3 separate regions of the Mus musculus genome follow, and regions 2 and 3 are each linked to region 1. A link is a loop called in an ENCODE intact Hi-C map of the cell type or tissue named here. Cell type or tissue: left cerebral cortex. All regions are shown on one strand.

Region 1 (8,000 bases):
TAGCAGTGACCCTGAGGCCTACAGAAAAGATTAAATTATACTCAGTGAATGCTATTTAAGAGAGTACATGGGTGTATTGTATTTTAAAAAGACACCCATGCTAATGTCTACTGCAGTGACATTGCCATAGAAGAAATGTGCTTTGGAAAGACAGAGAAATAAGGTGAAAAAGAATTGGTGTCTTATAAAAGCCCGAAAAGCACTTGCAAAGCAAGGGAGTGAGGTTCTTAGTTTATCAGAAAGCTGCTCCACCCACAGAACTCATTCACCGGGACAGTTCCCTTGCTTGCCCACCTTAACAATGATTGCAAATGGCTCTGCCTAAAATGGTAGCCACCGTCACTCGTGGTGATGACTTGAATCTAAATACAATGGAGGGCTCAGTGCTTCCGTTGAGCTTGCTATCCACTCTCGGCCAGTGGCTACCATAGTGAAATTATAAAAACACTCCATCACTGCAGAAAATGCTTTTCAACATAATATTTAGAAAGTCAGGAAGGGGTAAGATGCCTGTAGGCTAGAGTATATCAGCAAGACTTCATGCAAAAATAAAACAAAAAAAAGTATAGGTATGTACGTATATGCATATCTTTCAGTATTTTTTGGGTCCAGCTTATGGTGTGGTTCTGTTACAATTACAGATAAATACCACCATGTCAGGGTGATTTTCTGAATGTTTCTTCATAGTTTAGGAGCAGCTAAAAAGCTTGTTGAAGTGTGAGGCTTTAGAATGCACAAAAGTTTCTGGAAGAGTTGGAGGTCACAAGGCTACGTGTTAGTGCCATGCTGAGAAGCTGGCTTACTTCTCTACAGGGTTTTGTTTTTTATTGAGGCGTCACTTTACTAGATATATGTTAGGAGTTTGGGGGAAATTTTAACTAGGTCTTTCCAAGAAACAGGATCAGTGGAAACTCATGTTTAAAATGACCTAAGAATTACCAGAATTAATAATCAGCAGTGGCTAGATCTGTAAGTGATGGTCAGGATAAAGACGTCATTTCTCAGGCCAGGTGGGAGCTGTGTTATGGGGCAGATAAAGGTATTCAATTACTGACCAAGGGGACCCCTCTTTAGTTGGCTGAGAGGTTTCATGATGGATGTGGATTGAAAATGAAGAGAGGAGAAACGAAACTCAGTTTAATAGGTGACTTATAATTTGAGCAGGGAACAAAATGGCTTTTTCAGTTTTACAAAGCTCATATTGATGGCCTAATTTACCTTTCCCCAAGGGCAGCTGAGCTTTGCTGGAGGTGGGGGTTGTGGGACTATCATAACGATCTGTGTGCACCTTCAGCTGCCTATTCCATGCATGCACATTAATGAGAGTGTAATTAGCTTATTGAATGTACTGAACACGGTAGAGCTCCTGTAAGGAGGCTATTTTGCCACTCGTTTGTCCCCCTTTTCTATTTGTGTATGCTGTGCACGATTGCATATGTATGGGCACACATTGTATGCACGCATGTGGAGACCTGGGGTTCATGTCAGGACCAGTCATTGGTCAGCCACTCACACAATTTCTGTGCCACCTTTACCCCAGTGCATCATGTTGGCAGGACAGATTGTAGGTGGAAGGTCTTGAGGCTGGGTTGGTGTTTTAGACCCTCCCCTGGAAGAATTGTGCTGAATCAAGCCCATGTACACCAGGGAAGCACTCAACCAATTGAGACGTATCTCCAGCCTAGTCCCCTCTTCTTCTCTCTTTATAAGTCTTTTTTTTTTTTCTTCTGTGATGTTAAGGCTCAAACCCAGGGCCTCATGCATGTGAAACAGGCACTCTCCCCACTGAGTTATGTCTTCAAAATTATAGAGTTAAGTGTTAATATTGAGAGTCTAAGACCGAGACCTGGGGAAACAGTGGGCCTGAAAGTGACAGCTGGCACGGTAGGAAGGCACTATAAGGATTCTAACATTTTCTTTTTAATAATTCTGGATCTCCCAGTTTTGATTGCAGTTGCCAGCTGTTACAAAATGGGCTTTTTAAAAAATGCATAAATGTGGGCATTTGGATGTTAGTGCAGGGGGTGTCTCAACATTCCAGCAACTGAAATTGATAATCATGATGAAGAGTGTCAGGCTTCACTGGCCAGTCCAGACACTGTGCTCCTGCCCCTGGGGGGGGGGCGGTGCTGTGACAGTGTCACATTCATAACATTCATATGCATTTGGGTTTATTCACCCTCTCTCTCCCTCCCTCCCTCTCTCTCTCTCCCTCCCTCTCTCTCTCTCTCTTTCTCACACACACACACACACACACACACACACACACACACACGACGCTGCCCCCCCTTTATCATGAGTTTGTTTTGAGAGAGCGTGGCAGGTTCTTCTGAAGTGTGCTTTGTGGCAACTACTCTGGGAATGATTACACATTAGATGTTCTTACTGGACAGATCTGCCTCCTAATGTCACGTTGCCTTTGGCTACTTCTTTGTGTGCTGTCTCACACAAGGCCTGTGTATGATGATTGGAGAGTTTGCTTAGAACAACAATGTCCTATTAGTAGCATGACATAGTACTTCTCATTTGTCACAATTGTGGAAGGAGTTGGGGACCTGAAGCAGCAGTGTCCTGGAGGATATGAGAAACTGATTGTGATTCATGGTGTCCCCATTTCACATAATCCATCAAACCTTTCCCTACTCTGGGTTGTAGAAACATCTCCATCCTACCTGCTCCTTGTATCTTTATTTTGTCTCTCCCTCAGCAGCCCAAAGCACATCCCCACCCTGGTCAGGCTCCTCACCATGCCCTCTACTCACCAGAGCAGTTCCTTTCAAAGAAAGTGGTTAAAACATTTGACTCAGGAATCATGGCTGCCTTGGGTGGGGCTTACACATTACCCTAACGGCAAGGACCAGGCAGTCCTTGGTTCTTTGGAGAAGGCCCTCCACTCTACAGGAGTAGAAGTAGAAAACTGGCTTTTCATTGGTGACCTTTGGTGGGAGGGATTGGGAGCCTGAGGCTAAGGTGAGGGGGGAGGGGAAACAGGTGAGCACGTGGTGTGCACCTGATTTTGAGGAGATTGGTTGTTACACAGCAGGGCAGCCCAAGCCTGGTGTCCTGATGATGGATTGTGGGTAGGAAAAGGTTCTGTTGGACAGATCTTATATGGGTGTGTTCCTGTAGATGGGGGTGAGTGTTAGTGGGTTCCTGGTATATCAGAGCCATCTGCTGGTTAAAAACATCCGTGTGCTAACACATCCACTGCTTGCTTGATTCTCTGTATGTCCACTGGTTTGATAGACGTGAGCATGTCTATGAATGTGAATATGTGTGTAAATATGGCACTCGTGACATAATGCTGGTTACAGGAAGATTTATGCATACAGAAGGGGCGTCAGCTTTGGGAAAGGATAGCTAATTAAAAGGATCGTTCTTACCTCTTGTGCTTCTGCTGAAGAACACAAGCAAAAATCCCCTTTAAGCGTTGACATTTAGTGCTTTGCAAGGACTGGTGAGGGTGTGAGGAAAATGGGGTTCCTTGTTTTTGCTGTGTGACATGGTTAAAAATGCATATTTGCATGCAGAGAAAAATACTCTGGGAGGGACAGACACCAAGATGTCACATATAGTTGTCTTGGCAAAGAGGGGTTATTGGATAGTAATTTTTTCACTTATTTATTTCTATTTTTAAAACTTTTCTGCAGTGAAATTTCATACTTAAATATAAGCAGAATAACATTAAGCTGATGTGGAGGATCCATCTATATACGTAATTCTCCATTTCTAGAGAATAATCATTCTACTTCATGTTTCCCAAAGAAATGCTTCCCCCCCTCCATGGAAAAGTATAGGTCACCTTTTCAATAAAAGGGAAGTCAGTATTCAAAGGGTGTTAGGCCAGCCATTCAACAATGTCTGCTGTGTGACTAGGATCTATGGTATGCCCAGCTCCTTCCACACATGCGCAATGACAGCAACATCACATCTCCACTTATAAACGACTACAAAGAGCTTCACCCAGATGTTCGAAGCACTGAGGCAGGTGATCGATAAGCTAGGATTTGAGCAATTAAATGACTCGACTCTAAAGTTTGACCCTCCTTCCACACCAGCCTGCCCGCTGCGGCACACAGGCATCGGAGCACTGAGTTTGTAGGTACTCTCTGAACCTGGAGATTCCCCAGACATTTAGTTCTCTCTCATACCTGAACAGGAGACTGGCTTACACCTGTGCAGCCTCTGCTCCCAAAGGGCCTGAGTGTCACTATTGTTAAATGAATTATAGGGTAAGAATAATCTACCCAAACAGTAAAATCCACCAACATTTATAGAGTATACACCACATGCCAGATGTGCTAAGTCTTTTATGCGAACTCTCTCTGTAATTCATAAGAGCCCTGGGAGGTAGATACCATTAAACTTTACAGACATGTTACTACTGAGGCATGTAGAGAATTCAGCTTGTCTAGGGTCACCCAGCTAGAGAGTCTTCCAGCTGGCTATAAGCCTTAGGCTGAGCTGTCTGTCTCGTCAGTCTAAAACGCTGAAGAAAATCAGATTCTGCCTTACTGGTTCATGATGGCTGAGCCTCTCCCAAGCTAGGGCCAAAACCATGGAGACTTTTCTGAAGACAGGATGGTGTACGTTTAATTCCACTGAATGTCTGGATCATTTAGCCTGCTACCAATTCCTACTTAAAAATCAGAAGACTGTGCAGGCAGCTTACCAATCAGCAGGGTATTATGTACAATCTAATAGCTCTGTTTCCAGTAAAAAACTGGATAGCTATCAGTAATATTTAGGAAAGGTGATTACAGTAACATTATCGACTTCTTTGAACGTTTGGTTTCTGCCATGGAATGGACTTGTAAGGTGGCTTTCTTGACGATAGGATCTTTGTCATGGAAAGTGGTCTTCACTACTGTATATTTATACATTAGCCTCCTAATTGCTCCTTGGGCGTCTCAGTAAAAGCGTCTGTATATATCCCTATGCAACATCAGTTTTGTACTAGGGTGAGCTTTCAATTTCCTGAGAAAATAGTTGTTGTTTTTCTCAAATAATGAGAATTATTATGATCAACTTATGTCTGTCTTTATCATCACCCCGTGTATATTTTTACTTTATTCGCCAGGAGCCAGCAGTGGGAAGAGACAGTGCCCTCAGTGGTTAGAGGCCTGAGCTCTCTGAGTATTAGACTGGTGAGGTACAAAGGTACTGGTTAGGTACTTGTGGAGTTTCTCATTTACTTTAACAAAACACTTGGCAAATGCAACTCAAGGAAGGGGCAGTCTCTTTTGGCTCATGGTTTGAGTGGAAGGAAGGCATGGTGATAGAGCCAGCATTAGGTGTCACTGGAATGTGAGATGGCTGAACACACTGCATCCGAAGTCAGGAACCCTGCTCACTGATACCCATCTGAGACCCCAGTCTATGGTATGGTGCTGACAATGTGGATCTAAAGGCTGCTCTTCCTCAGCTAAACCTCTCTGGACATAGCTTTATGAGCCTAGATGTGCGTCTCCCAGATGATTCCACATACAGCCAAGTTGACACTGAAGATTAAACGCCATACCCAGACCTGCATTTCACTGACCTCCAGCAAGGGCCTTCTTTGTCTTGCAGTTTTCTTACACATATAATGAAAGTTAGTGCTACATTTGCTTGGTTCTCAGACCCACTTTCTTTAAACATTTTTAACATCTCTGAAATCCAAATGTTCATCATGGTTTAATTAACACATCTTTTTCTTTTTAATGATGCCTTACATTGATCTAAATGCAGTACCTCCCTCTTTGGGCTATTCTAAGAACTATGTGAGGTACCATATATAAAAATCGCTTGGCATGTGAGCGTCATGAAATGCCACTGCCTTCCTTTTCACACCCAGTCCCCGGAACCACACTCAGCTTCGCTGTTGACTCATGGTTCCCTCTTAGCCATTCTCCCCTTTAGAGTTAAACTCTGTCCGTTTTGTTCTAGCCAGTGTGAGTAATTCGTAGCAAAAGAAGTGGATGGTGTGGTCATATATATTAGTGTTGGTTACCACCAAACCACACCCAGAATCATAGGTAATAAAAATACTAAAGACCAACCCCACTGAGAAGGAGCAGCCAAGCCCGCAGCTGTGTTGCCCAGGATGAGAAGGTGACAGGCAAGCATCTGTGATCAGGCTAAGCTAAAGGCTACCACAGAGGATTGACTGAGCTCAAATCCAGGATTATTTTTCTGACTGATAATCGTAGATCATAGAGAACCTGACTTTTTTTCTGCTTGGGTAAGTATGACAAAGAAGACTGTCTCATGTTAGCTTATATTACTGTCTACGGCATCTGATCCAAACAATGCCTTTTCTCTTTAAACAATTACTTTATTCTTCTTGTTTAGTACCTCAGTAGCTGCTGATGGGATCATGCCAACTCTACCTATTATTGTTGTTATTGTTAATAATAATGATAATAATAATAATAATAACAATAATTTTGAAACAGGGCAGTGTATAGTAGAGGACCTTGGACCTCTGGTCTTCCTACCTCTACCTCCTGAGTGATAGGATGATAGTCATAAACCACTAGGCTTAGTTTTTTTGGTGCTGGGAATTGAACCCAAGGCCTTGAGCATGTCAGGGAAGCTCTCTTAACTGAGCCACCTCCCCAATCCTTGCCTATTGTGATAAGTTGGAACTGTTGAAAAGTCTCCAGTTTGCTCCAGAGAAAGTGTTAGAACCATTTTCTCTCTGTGGGCTATATTTCTGGAGTTCTATGCTAGTGCCATGTGGGAAGGGGATGAATCAATTGAAAGGATGGAGAAATATTAATTTAGTCCCCACCCTGTGCCAGACACTTGGTTGGCACACCCTCATGTTTGATCCCTGCGATCGTTTGTTTTTTTTTTGTTTTTTTTTTTTTTTTTGAGCAGACATCTTCTTTTTCCAAACGAGAAAGTTGCCCAGGAACTCATTCATCCAGCTGCAAGTGCTGGGTCAGTGATTTAAAAGAGGGCCATCCAGACTCCACAGACCATAATCTTTTCATTACTTTGGCTCACAGCTGGAGGGTATGAGTTTATTCTGGAGATAAAGACGAGGCGGTAAGAGTAGTTCCAGATGTGTGGTGAATGGACAGCCTACCACACTGCATCCCAGCCTCTCACCTGGAAGCTCTCTCTCTCTCTCTCTCTCTCTTTCTCTCTCTCTCACACACACACACACACACACACACACACACACACACACTCTCTCTCTCTCTCTCTCTCTCTCTCTTACATTTGTTCTATGTCCTCTGCCATTTTATCATTCGTTTTTCCATCTGTGCCTTTGGGCATTCATTCATTCATCCATCCATTCATTTACTCATTCATTCATTCAACCAACAAGCATTTATTGATTGTCTACTGTGTGCCAGATATCACACAAATATACAAAAAGTGAGCTAGATTCTGTCTCCCTTTACATCCGTGTTGGTGATATGTCTTAGCATGAATAACTGCTGAGTGCTCTCTTTCTCGGTTTGTCCCTGTGTGTGACTTTCTCTCCTCCTTCTTCCTCCCCACCCCCCAATGTCCTTTGTGAATCTGCACTGTTTCTCTGAGTGCTATTCACCTCTTGACATGTGTTAACATCCCCATCCTGTGTTGTTTTTCTACACTGCTTTTTCCAGATACACATCTGAGTAGATCATTTCCTGCCTCAACTTTTCTGATGACTTCTGACAGCTTTATGACAAAGCCTGGACTTCTCACCAAGGCTTTTGAGTCTCTTTTGGGTCCTCATAATTCTCCCTATTTTGGCCAGCTCAATTCTGCTGCGTGGGACTTCCATGATGCTGTTAAGGTTCAGCCCAGCCTTCTTAATCCAGAATTTGCTCTGCTTCCAAGTCTTTGATGGAGCTCCATTGATCTTCTTGCAAATCTCAAACAACCAGCCCTACTGCACTCTATGTGCTTCTGAGCTGTGGTCCTTTGTCCCACGTGGTCTTGTCTGAGACAGCTTTCTCTTCCTCCCCTTCAGCTCTCGACTGTCTCCTTTCTTCTGTCACTTCACATGGAAAGAGTTC
Region 2 (8,000 bases), 90 kb before region 1:
TTAGGTTTTTTTCCTTCAGGGTATTTAATGTTACTCTATTAGCAAACCTTTTCATTTTAATATCTCTACTGCTGATTTTAAACTTGGCTTGTGTTCTGTAAAAGTTAAATCATACACTGCAAGGTGTAGGAAGATTCATTTTAACGATCCCAATGATAGATTCAATGGCTTAGTTTGAACTATTAACTGTTGAACAGTTTTACTCTTGTGGCTCCTTTCTTTGGTTTGTTTTTGCTTTGACTTCTATGCTACACTAGTTTGCCATGTAGCAATTGCACTGTGCAATATTACAATAAGGACTGGGGAAACTTTTATGGATGTAATGTCTATTACAGTTTGCGATAGTATTTCTCTCTAGTTCTCAGTGATTTAAATGTGACCAAGCCTTCTGTACTTTGTCACAAAAAGCGGGTTTTCCAGGTGACTATTTTGGTGAGTGTCAAAATAAGAATTTATGGTGTATTACTGTTGATTCACTTTGAATTAAAATATATATATTGCGGCAAACAGCTTGCTGGCTTTTTTTCCACTCCAGTACTTCTTAGGGGTAGTGGTGGGAAAGATTGTCATTACCCAGTTCCCTCAGTGTTGACATTTCATTTGAGGCAGAGCCACCTTGGGTTAGGAATTTTGCTAGGTGAGGAGGACACAGTACAACTTGTTTGTGCCCAGAGTCTGGCTGCCAGCCAGTGTGCATCAGATTGAGCCAGGCCAACCACGAGTCTGCTTCCCTCCTTTCTCTTCAAACTGTCATCTGGCACAGTGTGCCAGAAACACCTGAAACCACAGCATAACCGTGGGCCATTTTTCTTGAAAATTTGATTTTTCTCAAATATTTCTGAGGGAAGCATTCTGTTTGCTATCCATGGGTGGAGGACAAGGGAAGTCATGGTTTTTGAAAAGTACAACATGGGACTTTGAAAGAACGTGGTTGCCCCAAGTCAGTTCCAGTTAACTTCTCAAATGGCATCTTATTCTCCGGTCCTTAACTTCAGACACAGATCTGCAGGCAAGCGTGCGGGAGAGCATTTCTTAGAGCGGAAAAGTGATTAGGGACTTTTGGTGCTTCGGATCAAATCTAGAGCTAAGCCAAAACACACCACTGAATACAGATTTCTCTCTCCATAAGCTTTTAACTGAAGTATAAAATAGATGAGTTGTCTTCGTGTTTGCTGCTTTCAACGTTTTGTTGGTGAAAGTCCTCCAGATTATACATAATTAATTTATATTCATGGCTCTATAGTATTCTTGTTTGCATAAACCAGTTTTGTTGACGGTGGTTTGAGTAAGTTTGCCCTTTTAGGTATTTGGATTAGTGTGGCTGTGAGTGTTACTGTCCATCTTGTGGAGAATACATGCAGCATACACAACATATATATGCAGGTATAGAATTAGTAGGTTGTAGGGGACATGCATGCTTCACTTCTTTAGACACTACCACATAGCATTCCAAAATGCCGGAATTAATTAACACTTGAGGTATGTGAGCATTCTAGTTGTCTTCTAACTTTCCATTTTTGTTTTAGTCATTGTGAAGTTGGGTTCTTAAACAAACAGCAGCAACAACAAAAAACTGTCACTAAAGCTCAGACACTGGCCTAAGAGTTACATGAAATCTATAGTTCTTTGCCTGCAAGGACCCTCAACTTCAGGGAATAAATACCAAGGAGTACTGAGCTATGTAAGTAGGTCTAGGACTATAGGAATTGTTTCTGTAGGGGATGAAGGGTAACAGCCTGGAAATACCTTTGAGTGAATGCTTAAGCCAGTACCTGCACATCGTAAGTCCACCACGAGTCATTCAAAATAGCTAGGGCATATCTATGTTCCTAGTACTGGGTGTTTATCATTAGAAGGTCCATTGCCTTACCACACTGTGGTGGGGAGACCAAGCAAATCAGTGCCAACAGTGTGACATTAGAGGTATGTAGACTGCTAGCCACACAGGGAGGTAACAGCATAAAAGCTTAGCTCCAGGCCTGGAGAGATGGCTCAGAGGTTAAGAGCACTGACTGCTCTTCTGAAGGTCCTGAGTTCAAATCCCAGCAACTACATGGTAGCTCACAACCATCTGTAATGAGATCTGAAGCCCTCTTCTGGTGTATGTGAAGGCAACTACAGTGTACTTACAAACATAAAATAAATGTAATCTTATAAATAAATAAATGCATCTTTAAAAAAAAAAAGCCCCTGCATGCACTTCTAAGACCACTCGGAGAGCTCAGTGCATGGGTGGGGTGAGACAGAATGCCACTGTGGGGTTGGGCATGCAGCCTTCTGCCAAAGGAAGGAGTGTGGACTTAATTCCAGACACCAAGAAGCTATAAAAGATTTTAGGTGCTCAAATGCAACCCAATCTATGTCTTGTAAAATTTGACTCTGGTTGACCCATGGAGAGTAGGCTACAGGCGTGACAACTCTCTACAATGGTATTGCAGTCCATACAAGAAGGGGAGGCCAGTGCATGCCTTTGATTGAGAGGTTTGTATTATGAATATAATGTATCCTTTTCCCTTTCTGGAGAAAAGACACATTATATAGCCAGTCTGACCTTGAACTCTCTGTAGCCCAGGCTGGTCTGCTGTGCACCACACACCCAGCATTTTTTTAGTTTAACATAGTATTTGGAAGAGCCAAAGGTTTAAATTTGGATGAAGCCCAATATGCCACTATTTCTTACTTTGTGTTCCCTAAGACATTTCTTGAGTGTGAAGTTTTAGAACTTTCTCCTGCAGTTTTAGCTTTTATATGAAATCTCTGGTCCTTGTCATGGGAGGTTTTGTGCTGCTTGTGATAGTGTCCTATGTTATTGACCCTATGGTTTATGTATGATAAGTATAGTCACAGGAAGTAAAAGTAGTATATTTTCTATCACAGAGAATTGTTCATGTTGCCACATGCCTGGAAAATTCAGAGAAACACACTTCAAAAAAATTACAGTTTTCAAATAGTTACTATACATGCAGACAATTAAAAATAAAAACTGTGTGTGTGTGTGTTTGTATACAAGAGCATTTGCCACAGTGCACATATGAAAATCAGAACAGCTTTGTGTAGTTGGCTTTCTCATACATCTCTACACTGGCTCCAGGGACCAGGCTTGGGCCCCCAGGCTTATATGCTAAGTGCCTTTACTCGATGAGCTATTTTGTTGGCCCAGTTTCTACTGTTTCTATTTGATATTTATAACAAGTTTTTGGGTTTTTTTTTTGCATGATTTATAATCCTCCAATGTTTCAGTGCCCATACTCTCAATGCAAAGTGATTGGTTTTGTTCTAAGCATTAGAGACAGAGAATACAAAGAACTCACTTTTTTTTCCTTAAAAAGATTTACTTATTTTTAATTTTTACATTTGTCTGATTGTTTTGCATGCATGTATGTGTGTGCACCATGTGCATATCTGGTATGTGTAATGGGTAGAAGAAGGTGCCATGTCCCTTGGAACTACAGTCACTGATGGTTGTGAGCTGCTATGTTGATACTGGAAGGTGAACCCAGGTCCTTCACAAGCCTTAACTGATAAGCCACACCTCTTTCTTTTATAAATACAATATTAAATTTTGTGTATTTTGCGGTATTAGAGATGGCTCAGTGGTTAAGAGCAGCAGCTCCTCCTCCGGGGGTCCTTAGTTCTATTCCCAGCACCCCATGGTGTCTCGCAACCACCTGTAATGGGATTTGATGCCTTCTTCGGTCATTCAGGTGTATGTACAGATAGAGCACTCGTGCATAGATGAATAAATCTCATTTTTTTCTGAGCATTTTATATCATGCATACTATTATTTTGACTTATGCTTTTTCTTATGTTGAATGTCTGCACTATTTAGCCTGTATTTATGAGACATTACCATAGCTCCCATCTCTCCTTTGATTCAGTATGTCTCACCGACTGGAAACTCTGGATTTAACCCATTTTTATCTTGTAGATGCTATACTTTTGACATTTGCTTTGTGTCTGCCTGCAGTAGGTACTAAAATATTTTCTAAGTAAATAAATTTGGGGCTGCAGAGATGGTTCAGTAGTTAAGAACACTGGCTGCTCTTGCAGAGACTCTGGGTCAGTTCCCAGCACCCCCATGGCAGTAGTTCACAACTGTCTTGAACTCCAACAGGGAAACTGGCTCCTTTTTTCTTGCTTCTGAAGGCACTGCATTGCAGGTGGTGGGCAGGCATACATGCAGGCCAAACACACATAGGAAAAGGCTGTGGAATGGAATTTGGAGGCTTACATTTAATCTATCTTGTCATTTTTTGAATTATGATTTTTTTAAGAAGGGTTGGACTTTAATTTACTCTGTTAAGTGAAAGAGCTGAGGGCTTGCAAAAAAGATGAAGCCAACAGATAGCGTGGAGGGTCCACTTCAGGCCTGAGAGTCAGCAAGTGACTGGCCATGGCAGATCCAGTGGACAGTGACTAGTAGTCTTTCAGTAAGACAAATACTGGCAAGGAATTCAATAGAAATGCATAGCATACACCAAGCAAGTTAATCAGGCCTGAGATGGTCTGAGCATCCAGTTTAACAGTTGGTCACTCTCTTCAATATAATGCAATGTTATATAATGGCCAGCAGGGGGAGAAAGTGTTCGCTAAACATTTGTTCTGTAATATCTAAAACAACAAAGCAGAACTAAGGGCAGTATATTTGTGTCCCAGGGACAGTATGGTACAATGTGAGAGGTTTTTTACTTTTACAAATAGTTTTTAAAAGTGACAGTACCCCAAGTCTATTGAAGGAAGACATCTATGCATTTACCCACCCTTCTCCCACCACATAGTTTCATAGTTTTGCCCCTTTAGAATTTCCTGACTATGTCTTCCATGTCCAGTAAATGTTTACTGACCTGCAGGGAAAGGGGGGGCGGGTTGCTCGAAATGAATATAGAGAATGTGGTAGCACACAGCAAGTACTTATATTTTATAATTCCACATTGGCTTTCATAGGATGGAATCAAAGGGTGTTGGTTACATTTTTGCCAAACTCTCATATATGCATGTAGCATAAGACTATAATCCAGCCATGATTTGACAAAAAAAAAAATCAGGCTATGACTATTTCATTACTAGCTGCTTTAACACAACTGATTTATTAAGATGTTTTTGATGAACAGGTATGGTTGGTACATGAGTGTTTGTGCCCCGCCCCTGTGCCCATAAGCCCATAAGTCATGTTGGGACATCTCACTAGTGACATGTTGTTCTGTCTGATGGTGGCCAAGCATTGTCACATGCTTTCCTCATTTTCTCCTGTTCACAGTGTGCAGCTAATAGTGAGACTTCAGTGAAAATTACATTAATGGTTTCTTCAACATCATTTTCTATGTATGTATGTATGTATGTATGTATGTATGTATGTATGTATGTATGTATCTATCTATCTATCTATCTATCTATCTAATCTATCTCTATCCACCCACCCACCCACCCACCCACCCATCTACCCACCTAAGTTCTTGCTATGTAGCCTAGGCTGGTCTTGAATTTATACTCCTCTGGCCTCAGCCTTCTAAGGGCTGGAATTATAGGCAAATGCCAGGTTTTCCAACACGTTTTTAATTCTAGACAGCCAAGAAGGCAGCCTGTCAAGTGTTTGCCAATCCACTGGCAAATTTCAAGCAACTTGCCTGCTATCATTGAACATGAAGAAACACACCTCATTTCGCAGAGACAGAAATAACCTCAAGCATGGAGATTACAGGATGTACAGCCCAATTAGTGTAAAGTGGCGAGTGCAAGCCATCCCTGCAAGGTTGTTATCAATAGAAGAACATTAAAATGGTTTCCTGACCTTTATGAAGGTATTACAAAGGCCCCTATCATGGTCGGAGTATTTACAGAAATGAGCCGAGGAAGAAGAGGCTTATGTGGTGTAATATGCAAAACATTGCCACTGTGAAGAGTGGTTTATCTTATCCCACCTCCGTTATGCAACACCTCTTCTGTCCTTGGCCAATTGCTACGTTCTTTACTAAGTTGTGATGTCTTGGATTTCATACTTAGTCTGTTGCTTATCTCCACTGTCCAGCAGTTCCTCTAACCTGAATTTCTCAGGATTGCTTCCTCCATAGAGTATCTGTCTTCATGTTTCTGGACAGAACCACTTTGCTTGTATATGCTGATGAATTTGTCCTTCCCAGGTCCCCAAGATTTATCTGAATAATCCACACAGCACAACACATGTGTCAGCCTTCCCACCATCAGCTACTGGTTCTCTGAGTCCAGTTACCTTTACTCCAGTGCCTGCCTCTGTTGTCACTCTCCTTTGCTAGACAAGTCTTCAGTCTCTCCCTCTCCCTCTCTGTTTCTGTCTGTCTGTCTGTCTCTCTCTCGTGTGTGTGTGTGTGTGTGTAGTGTAGTGTAGTGTAGTTATGTGTACATGTGTGTAGATATGCACAGGCCCTTGTAAAGGCACAGGCCAGAAGAGGATGCCAGGTGTCTGTCTGTCTGTCTGTCTGTCTGTCTGTCTGTGTTTTAGGTCAGGTTCCTTCTCACGGATCCTGAAACTCATCATTTTGCCTCCCCTCTCCATCTCCCAGCCCACCCCCCCACCCCACCCCCAGTGCTGGAATTGTAGGTACACACAACTTTGCCCAGCTACTACCTGGCTGCTGGGGAATTTGAACACATGCCCTCTGGCTTTCACACTAAGTGCTCTTACCACTGAGACCCCCTCCCCAGCTCTTGAGTATCCAGTGTTGTAAAATATTATGTAGGCTTATTACTCTGGAAGACTGAAAGGAAGCCCAGCCACACCCTTCTCTGTCTGCTGGAACTGATGACAGCTGGGCAGTTGCTAGTCTTGGAAGAACTGTGTGACTGGCCACTGTGTGGGAGGCATGTGTATTAGTGATTTGTAGACTGGAGGGTTAACAAAGGTTGCTGATACGGTCATTGACACTATGCTGAGACCAACTTGGTCTACACAGGGAGTTCTAGGCTAGCCAGTACTATATAGTAGGACCCAGACTAAGGGAGGGAGGGATGTAGGGAAGGAAGGAGGGAGGAAGAACAACAAAAAATGAGTCTGTATTATAGGCAAATTAGTGTTACTTAACTAAAATGGTGGTAAATGGGATTCATGCACGTTGGAACCATGGACTGTGAGCACTGGCTGTGTCAATTGATTTTTAATGGTGTCTAATTGTAACTTTTGTAATTCAATTTAAGAAGAATGACTAACAAGTAGCTCCCAGAAGTCTTGGAATCTTAGTAATCCGCTCTCACAAGCCACATCCAGCTGGTACAAGCCACATCCAGCTGGTACAAGCCACAACCAGCTGGTACAAGCCACATCCAGCTGGTACAAGCCACATCCAGCTGGTACAAGCCACATCCAGCTGGTACAAGCCACATCTAGCTGGTACAAGCCACAACCAGCTGGTACAAGCCACATCCAGCTGGTACAGCCACATCCAGCCCGTCTCTGCATTCAGACTTTCCCACTGATGTCCCTAATTCAAATTAGGAAGCTGGGGCCTGTGACTCCAATCCCCAGGAAGGATGATGGAGCCAAAGTTGACACTTTCTTAGCTCTCCTCAAACCTGCATTCAAATAACCAAAATAATTATAACAACCCCACAGCCTTATTGTATAACTTCTTGGTTTTCATTCAAAGAATATTTGACAATTCAATAACTTTTCATTAAAAAATCATTTTTGACTACACTGTGTCTGTTCTTCACGATTAGCTGGGCTTTAAAAATTGTACTCTGGCAACAAATAACCCCCAATGTTTTAGGAGCTGAAAATGTTAGTCTTATCTAGCAGTGCTGGCTGCAGATCTGGGCACAGCTGCAGGTTTGTTCATTTGTAGGGTTCTGGCAGAAGGAGTTGGGAATATTGGACATGCTTCCCTCATGGAACGTGGTTGGTCCGTTCTTCCTTTCTTCCTTCCTCCTTCCTTCCCTACACCCATCCTTCCCTTAGTCTGAGTTCTACTATGTAGCTCTGACTAGCCTGGAACTCCCTGTGTAGACCAAGTTGGTCTCAGAGACCTGC
Region 3 (8,000 bases), 160 kb after region 1:
CAGATGAAGATGTTGAATTCTCAGCTCTGCCTGTACCATGCCTGCCTGGATACTGCCATGCTCCTGCCTTGATGATAATGGACTGAATCTCTGAACCTGTGAGCCATCCTCAACTAAACTTATTTTTATAAGAGTTGTCATGGTCATGGTGTCCATTCACAGCAGTAAAACCCTAAGACAGCTTCCATCACCTTGGCCTGTAGGCACATCTGTGAGACATTTTCTTGATTAATGACTTGAAGGCCCTGCCCCCAATGTAGAAGGTGCTACCCTGGGCAGGTGGGCCAAGATTATTTATCACAAGAAAGCAGGCTGAGCAAGCCAGGAAGCAGCTCTCCTCCATAGCATCTGCTTCAGCACCTGCCTAAAGGTTCCTGCCTTGAGCACCTGCCCTGATGTCCCTCAGTGATGGGACTGTTGCCTGGAAGCATAAGATGAAATAAAGCCCTCCCTCCCCGAGGTGCTTTTTTTGGTCAGTGTTTTATCACAGCAGCAGAACCAAATGAGAGCACAGGAAGGGAAGGACAGATGCCACGACTGTCACAGTGCAGGCTGCATGAGGAAGGCTCTTCTCTAAGGAAGGAGTCCAGCACACTCCTCCATGGCATTGTTCCCTTTCATGTCACTCAGTCTCCTCTTTGGGTGGCCACTCAGGAAGCAGCCAGCCTGAGATGGTACCAGGACACCAGCGTGGTGCCTGTGGTATTGGGAAGCCCATGCTAAGTTGGAACTATGTACATCTGAGGTGGATTTGAAAGAGGTGGTGCCGAAGATATTCTGTGCAGCTGTCTGGCCTTTGCAAGGCTGAAGAGGAGGAAGATCGTATCTGGGTAGACGTGGGGACAGTCTGTCAGCTATGAAGGAGTGCTGACTCACAGACAAGGTCCTCCCTGTCCCTTCCTGGCCTGCAGCACCAGCTCAGCCTTGGTGATTAATCTCAAAGTAAAACACAAAGCAGCTTTCTGTGATGCTTTCAGACTGACTCCTGTTTGAAACAGTTAAAACTAGTGTTATTTGGGTGACTTTGGCTTATAGATTACCTTCAAAGCTCACAAGCAACACAGGGGACTGTGCTGTGGTTTCTGGAGCTGAACTACCACCTAGCTGTGTGAATTATGAGTAGTTGTTTCACCTGCCTGTTCTTTAGGGTGCTTGTGTATAAAATGGGCATGCATGTGGTCCTACCACATGGGATTACCGTGAGAACAAACGGGCTGATGCTGGTGATGCTGTATGGAGGTGGGAGGCAGGAAACAGTGGTACCCATGGCTTTCAGACTCCACCAGGGGTGAGCGATCCCTTGTCTTCTGTCTTTCTATCCCAGTCCTGTAGGCATCTTCCATCTGCTGTGAAGTGTATTCTACACCAAGGAAAGTTCTAACCATACCCAAAGGGAGCCTTCGCGGGTATGGTGTGACTGGAGATGGGTTTGGTGATGGGGACCCGAGACCTTTCCTGTTACTCCAGCACATGGATACACCACCCAAGGTGACCTCTAAGGTCATACTTTCCCAAACAGTGTGGGCCAGTGGGATATTTTAACCCACTCAGTATTAAACCCCCACTGCATGTGAAGAGCAGCCGCCTATGGGACAGAAGTGCTGGAGTCTGCCCCATCAGGCTCCTGCCGCATGCTAGAGAGCTTTGCACAGGAGCAGAAATGACCGTGAAGACTTGGATACCTCTGTCTCTCACTGTCCTGTCTGTGCGGTCTCAGTTTTCACTGCCTGGAAGATTAAAAGTCAATTAGGAAACCACATCCTGTCTCTTCAGCTCACCCAGAATGCAGAAACCACACTTGTCTCCTCACTCTGTGGCCTAGATGATTCCAGTGGGCCAGCGGAATGAAATGGGGATTTCTGTAAGAGAGAAGTCACCAAACTCCTTAGACCCCAACCTGTGCCACTAAGAGCCAGTCTCGTTTTATTGGTGGAGACTCGTCTGCGATGTGGGCTCAGAAGGAAGTGGCTGCAAAGGCCTCCCCACTCCTCTGTCAGCCTTCCACAAAGGCAGAGCCCCTGGAGTTTGTTTTCCAGAAGTAGCTTTCTAAATATATCCCTGCTTCCGGCAAGGCAGGCAGGCACATGGGCCTGCGAGATCCAGAGCAGGCATGAAATAGGGGGAAACTGCCGTGTTTTGTGTGGGCTCTGGGACCGTGATTGGTGGAGAGAGACAGGGAACCAGATACATTTCTCATGCCTGGGGTCCACCCTCAGCCTGCTCTGGGCCCTTGCCAGGCAGATGTCGGATCTGTGGAGACTGTTCTCCTGGCAGGGTGGAGCTGCCGATTAGCACCAGGCAGAAAACAGTCTTGTGGCAAATTGGAGGCAAGGGTGGGGGCTTTTCAAAGTCTTGCATTCTGAAGTGCAGTGTTCTGGTGAAGCAAATCTGGAAAGTAGAGACCTGTAAAACATTCCTCTACGTTGGGGCCCGTGCCTGGGATTCTAGATTGCATGCTTTTGAAAGTTTCGCTTGCAATATGACTGTCTCGTTCGTCCTAAAACTGTGAAAACATCTTTCCTGCTAACGACCTTTAGCTGGCTGTTCTTTAGGGCTTCGAAACTATTTTTGCACCATTTCATTCCATGAATATCTGTTGTGGTCTCACTACATGCCATCTGGGGACTCAGTCCAGGAGAAGAACAGAATTAAAGGCACAGAGATGGACACGGGCATGCCAGAGGGACACTGGAGGGCCAGGAAGAAGCTGAGGCTGTAGAGAATGACAGGAGCGGATCTTGCTGTCTCAGCCAAACGTAAAGGTCTTCAGGAAGGTGGCTTCTGAGAAGGGACCTCAAAGAAGAGAGCCACACACATTAGCTCCGGAGAAATAGCATGCGTCCCCCTCCCCCCCCCCGCCCCCCCGCTTCTAATCCATCAACAAGCACTGCTGGTCCTTTGCCAAAATGTCTGGAACTCACTGGCATTGTCTCTGCCCATGACCACTCTCATCAAACGCCTGCCATCTCTTCTTGCCTGGAGCATTGCAAGAGCCTCCTAAGTAACTCCCCATAAATTCCAGCCACGCTTCCCTCCTGCTTAGAAGTCTCTAGGTGTCTGCAATTGCCCTTTGAAAACAGTCCAGCCTTCTTACTGTGGCCTTTGGGACCTTGTCGGGTCAGTCCCAATTCTGACAATTTGGCCTTCAGCCACAAGGTTATGTCTTGGTTTGCCAGGACACAAAATGGTGTCAACAAGGGAAGTTGGCGTCCTCAGAGCTTTAGGGACTCAAAGTCTTGGGTCACCGTGTGAGCAGGACTCGTTTGCTGTAGGGAGCGGTGGAGAGAATCTCTTCCCTCCTTGGTGTGCGGATGGAAGTCCTGCCAAGTGCTCACGCTGTCTTCCTCTGTGGATGTCTGTGTCCATATGTCCACCCTTAGAGAGACATCTGTACTGTTGAGCTAGGGTGCACTCAGATAACTTCATTTTAACTTAATCAACCTCTAAAACTCTGACCTTCCAACCAGGATCACATTCTGAGGTCCTGGGGAGTACCACTGCAGGGTATGAATTTGGGGGTCACAATTTCATTCCATAATGGTCCTTTCTCTGTTGCACATTCCAAGCCCTTTCCTACCGTAAGACTTTCTGTTAGACTGCCCTGTAGTAAGTACATAGCCAGCCCCTTTGCCTTCAGGTCTTCGGTAATATCACCTCCTTAGGCAGATCTTCCTTGAGCAGCCCCCACCAAACCAGCTATGCTGTTCCAACCCATTTTATTTCTTTTATCATGGTGAAACTGATATATTATAGTAAACTGTTCATATCTGCAGTAAATGGGCATACCCTTGTGACCATCAGCCTAATCAAAATACGAAACATTTTCCTCTCTCTCATACACCCCAGATAGTTCCCTCTCTCTTCTTTCAAGCACTACCTGTCCAGGGGCGACTGCCTATCTGATATCCACCATCACAGCCCTGCTTCTCCTGGACTCTTCTAAATGAATTGTTGAGTACGTACTATGTGTCTGACTTCTCCAGATCAGCTTCGCCTATCCCACTGCATTACCAGTGTCTTGTTCTTTTCTATTACTGTTCTCATAAAAACCCAATGCCTTGTGCTTATTCGTCACCCTATTGTGGGATATTCAGGTTGTTTTCACTTTAGACCTAGTATGAAGAATACGCTGAGAACTTAGCTATGTTGTAAACATGCCCTCATCTGTTTCAGACAACCCAGAATAAAGTTGCTGGCTTGTAGAGTAGATACACAGGTCTGACTTTTTTTCTAAACTGCAAACCTAGAAAGCATCAAACCGTTTCCCTCTCGCCAGCAATGACTATTCAACCCTATTTCTCTGCCTCACCAGCATTCACTGTTATTAGACTGTTTTTATTTAACTCATTCTACTGAATCTGAAGGGATACAATTTTCCCAGTTACTGATGATACCTGCAAATTGGACATTTTGATAATGTCCTTTGTTGAGGTATCTTTTCAAGCATAATGTACCATTTTTAAACTGGATATCTCTTATTCATTTATCAATGTCATTTACATATCCTGAATATAGATTCTAATATTTTCTGCTGGTCAGTAGCTCATCTTTCCATTAGTGTATTTTTTTCAAAACTAGTTATTAATTTTGTTGAAGACTTCAGGCTACAAAATATTCCCCAAGGCCAAACAGTAGGACTAAGTTTGTGAAGTAGTTTCATATGTCCTATGGAGTCCCTAGCAGAGCTATAATGTCCCTCAAATTTGTTCCCAGGGAGTTTCAGAAAGAAACTGAGGTCACATAAATTTTTACCCACTGTGTAGGCAGCCTTGCTGTATGAGACTCCCTTGCTCTTTGGAAAATAACATGTAGGGCCCAAGAGTTGACTCAGTAATAAGGAATACATTCTGCTCTTCAAGTGGACCCAGGACCAATTCCCAGAATGCACCTGGCCACTCACAACTGTCTGTAACTCAGGTTCTAGGGGATCCAACTCCTTCTGACCTCTGCAGGCATGAACACAGTGCGCGCATGCACACACACACACACACACACACACACACACCTAGGCAAAATACTTCAACACATAAAATAATAAAGAAACCAAATATAGAAAGTTCTTTTAAAGAAAGAAAACAGTGTGATTAGAACTGCAGGTGATTGTCCTGTGTGAGGGCAGCAGAGCACCCAAAACCAGGGCCCCTGTGTTCAGGGGAGAAAGAATGGTCTTGATTTCTTCTATAGGTTGTAATCTACCACGAGAAAATTCATAACTACCCCAAACCTTAAATATATGCATATTCTCTATACCAACAATTTCACTTGTGTGAATTTAGCCTAGGGGTAAACACATGGCTATATACAAGTTTAGTCACAAGAATATCTTTTACAGCTTGCTTTATATAGTGAGATATCAGATGACCATCGAAAAGAGTAGGCTATATTAAGTATAATCTTAAAATTCCATATAATATGGTTATGAAATTCTTTAAAATATTTCTTATGAGTGATATTCATTGACATATAATATTATATATAGTACTTATATAATAATAATATATAGACACACAAATGTGTATTTTTTAAGCTTTACATGGGGCTGGAGAGATGGCTCAGCAGTTGAGAGCATTTGCTGTTCTTCCAGCGCCCACATCAGATTGACTTACAACCACCTGGACTCCATTTGCAAAGGTTCCAACACCCTCTTCTGGCCTCTGAGGGCACCTGCATGCATGTGGCATATCCTCACACAGACACACATACATACACATAAATAAAAGTTAAATAAACTTTTTAAAACTTTACATATTTGTATCCATTTACATACATGTGTCCGCTTATTTTCTGTTTATAAAATCGTAATACAGACAGGATATTTTGAAAGAGTATCTAAACCAAAGAACTATGCTAACAGCAGTAATTTGTAAACATCTCTAATCCTCAATTCATATTTTTCATGTGATATCATACTCAGAGGTCATGTTGGTTAGTTTTATGTCGTATTAGCTAGCACAAGCTAGTCATCTGGGAAAAGGGACTCTCGACTGAGAAAGTGTCTCCAGAATGTTGGACTATAGATGAGTCTACTTAGCACTTTCTGAGTTAGTGCTTGATGTGGGCATGCCCAGCTCACTGTGTGTGGTGACAGCTTGGGCAGATGGCCCTGGTTACAACAATAGCAGGCTGAGCACCATCCATAGAGAACAAGCCAGTGTCTGTTATTCCTTCTCTGCTTTCGGTCCTCTCTCCAGGTTTCTGCCTTGAGGGCCTGACCTGACTTCCTTTGATGGTGGGTTGTAAAGTGAAGATCAAGTCAAACGAACCCTTTCCACCAGTTTGCTTTTGGCCATGATATTTATCATAGCAGGAGAACCCCTGACTAAGATGTGGTCCTTTTTAAGTTCTCTCCTTCACACGTCACAGCTACTTTTGTTCTTCTCTAGAAAACGCCTACTTTAAAAACCCTGCAGTCCACACCCTTCCTCTCTCAAGTTTGCTGCCCCCACTTCCTGTTCTCTATCACAAAAACCAGAGGATTTGATGTCGGAGTACGAGTGCCTTAGAAGGGAAGGCTGTCACGGGCAACGTGTCATTCTCTGTTCTGTCTGGGGTCGGGGATTGGAGGTGTTGGGCATTTATGATCTATAACCTCTTCCCTATGCATAGAAACATTTGGAAGGACATACACAGAGGTCACAGTGTTAGCTGTAGTCATTCTGGCAGATTACAATGGGTTTGATTTTCTTTGTTTGGCTTATCTGTGCGTTCTATTTCTTATTATTAGCAGCCATTCCTTCATTGTTTTTTCTCCTTTCAGAATTTCTAAAGTATACTTCGATTAATACACACACACACACACACATACACACACACACACACACACACACAAATAATTTCCCAGGATTTTTCACTAGGAAGTTGAGAAGTAAATACGCTAACTTGCAGGTTAAATAGCCTTAAATATACATTCTCATTCCCAAATACGACTCCAGACAGACTCTGCACTCAAGCCCACCATCAATGTGGGAAGGCTTCATATGTGTATGTCTAAGCATAAGACATCATAAGTGAACAGAAGGGAAGGGAAGGGGCAAGGGCCAAGTAAACCAGTGGTCACAGTACCGCCATCTGAAAATGGACACATCTGTTTTATGTACCTGTGAGGCTAAGCAAGGCAATACATGCGGTAGACTCCTCCTCACAGGGCAAGCATAGCACAGGTCCTCAAGCAAACGTGAACACCCGCTATATGGATTTCTTTCACTTAGCAGCTGATCAATGGCTTCAGACATAGAGCTCTGGATTGAGGGCTATGGATGGCATAACCCAGACGGAACCCCAGAGGAGTTCATAACCCCCAAGGAGCAGTTGGGAACAGCTAACTGCTTATTGACAGATATTGCTGAGAAGCACTTCTGCTTATATAGTGATGCATCTATCCTCATGGTCTCTGAGACAATCTTAGTAATTATTGTATCTCTGTCCTTGTCTCAGAAGACTGTTCCTGCTTTGATCAGAGCACACACCTATGGGATGGGAAAAGTTCTGTTTGTGTGTGTACAGTGGACGAGGGCTTTGTTTGACTTTTCAGTGCCTTATCTTTCTCATCTGTACAATAAAAATAATCATACGTGTTAATATTGCAGTAGGTTATCGTAAGAGTTAAAATGTCAGTGTATGCAAAGCTCTGGGAACAATACCTGGCATGTCAGCTTCTCACCTCTGCCAGCTTATAGTCATTGAAGGATAGTCCTTTGGGGTCAGGTCACAATTTTACTAATTGCTGTCTCCTTAACACAGCCTAAAGAGCAACTAAGGCTGAAAGCGGTATTTGTCCCATTAAAACCAGAACAAGCATGACCCCCTTCTGCAGGCAGAGGGTTTGGAAGGTGTTTCCCTTCCTAGGTGGACATCAGATGACTCAAAGGACTGTGGTGTTAGGAGGGATGTGGCCCTTCCTAGGACAGTTGGAATTCATGAGACAGTGTCTTAGTTGGGGTTTCTGTCGCTGTGACGGAACACCGTGAGCACGGCATCTGGGGGACAAGGGTGTTTATTTT

The links. A loop is a pair of places that touch in the nucleus more often than their neighbours do. Peaks named below come from ENCODE experiments on the same cell type or tissue, not always from the same donor. Only the 100,000 strongest peaks of a DNase experiment are listed, where the experiment ranks them.
Region 2: it touches region 1 in a loop (3-fold over the local background); 5 of 42 quality-filtered maps call a loop at or near these places.
Region 3: a loop joins it to region 1, with 2.0 times the contacts of the local background. A loop is called at or near these places in 2 of 42 quality-filtered maps.

What each region holds. Positions count from the first base shown.
Region 1 is chr2:104,329,299-104,337,298 of GRCm38, reverse strand. The region is part of intron 1 of D430041D05Rik (RIKEN cDNA D430041D05 gene); the gene reads left to right. Among named protein-coding and RNA genes, the nearest start is that of D430041D05Rik, 77 kb to the left of the region's middle. In left cerebral cortex, a CTCF peak has its summit at 3,183 (motif pointing left); DNase peaks (open chromatin) are centred at 3,177 and 5,832; H3K27ac peaks cover 3,188 bases.
Region 2 is chr2:104,418,988-104,426,987 of GRCm38, reverse strand. Hipk3 (homeodomain interacting protein kinase 3) reads left to right here. Exons shown (of 16, transcript NM_010434.2): 16 at 1-507. Among named protein-coding and RNA genes, the nearest start is that of Mir1902, 6.0 kb to the left of the region's middle. In left cerebral cortex, a CTCF peak has its summit at 4,570 (motif pointing right); a DNase peak (open chromatin) is centred at 4,571.
Region 3 is chr2:104,171,262-104,179,261 of GRCm38, reverse strand. All of the region lies in intron 16 of D430041D05Rik (RIKEN cDNA D430041D05 gene), which reads left to right. Among named protein-coding and RNA genes, the nearest start is that of A930018P22Rik, 52 kb to the right of the region's middle. In left cerebral cortex, a CTCF peak has its summit at 5,678 (motif pointing left); DNase peaks (open chromatin) are centred at 3,293, 5,666, 6,143, 6,343 and 5 more places; H3K27ac peaks cover 3,807 bases.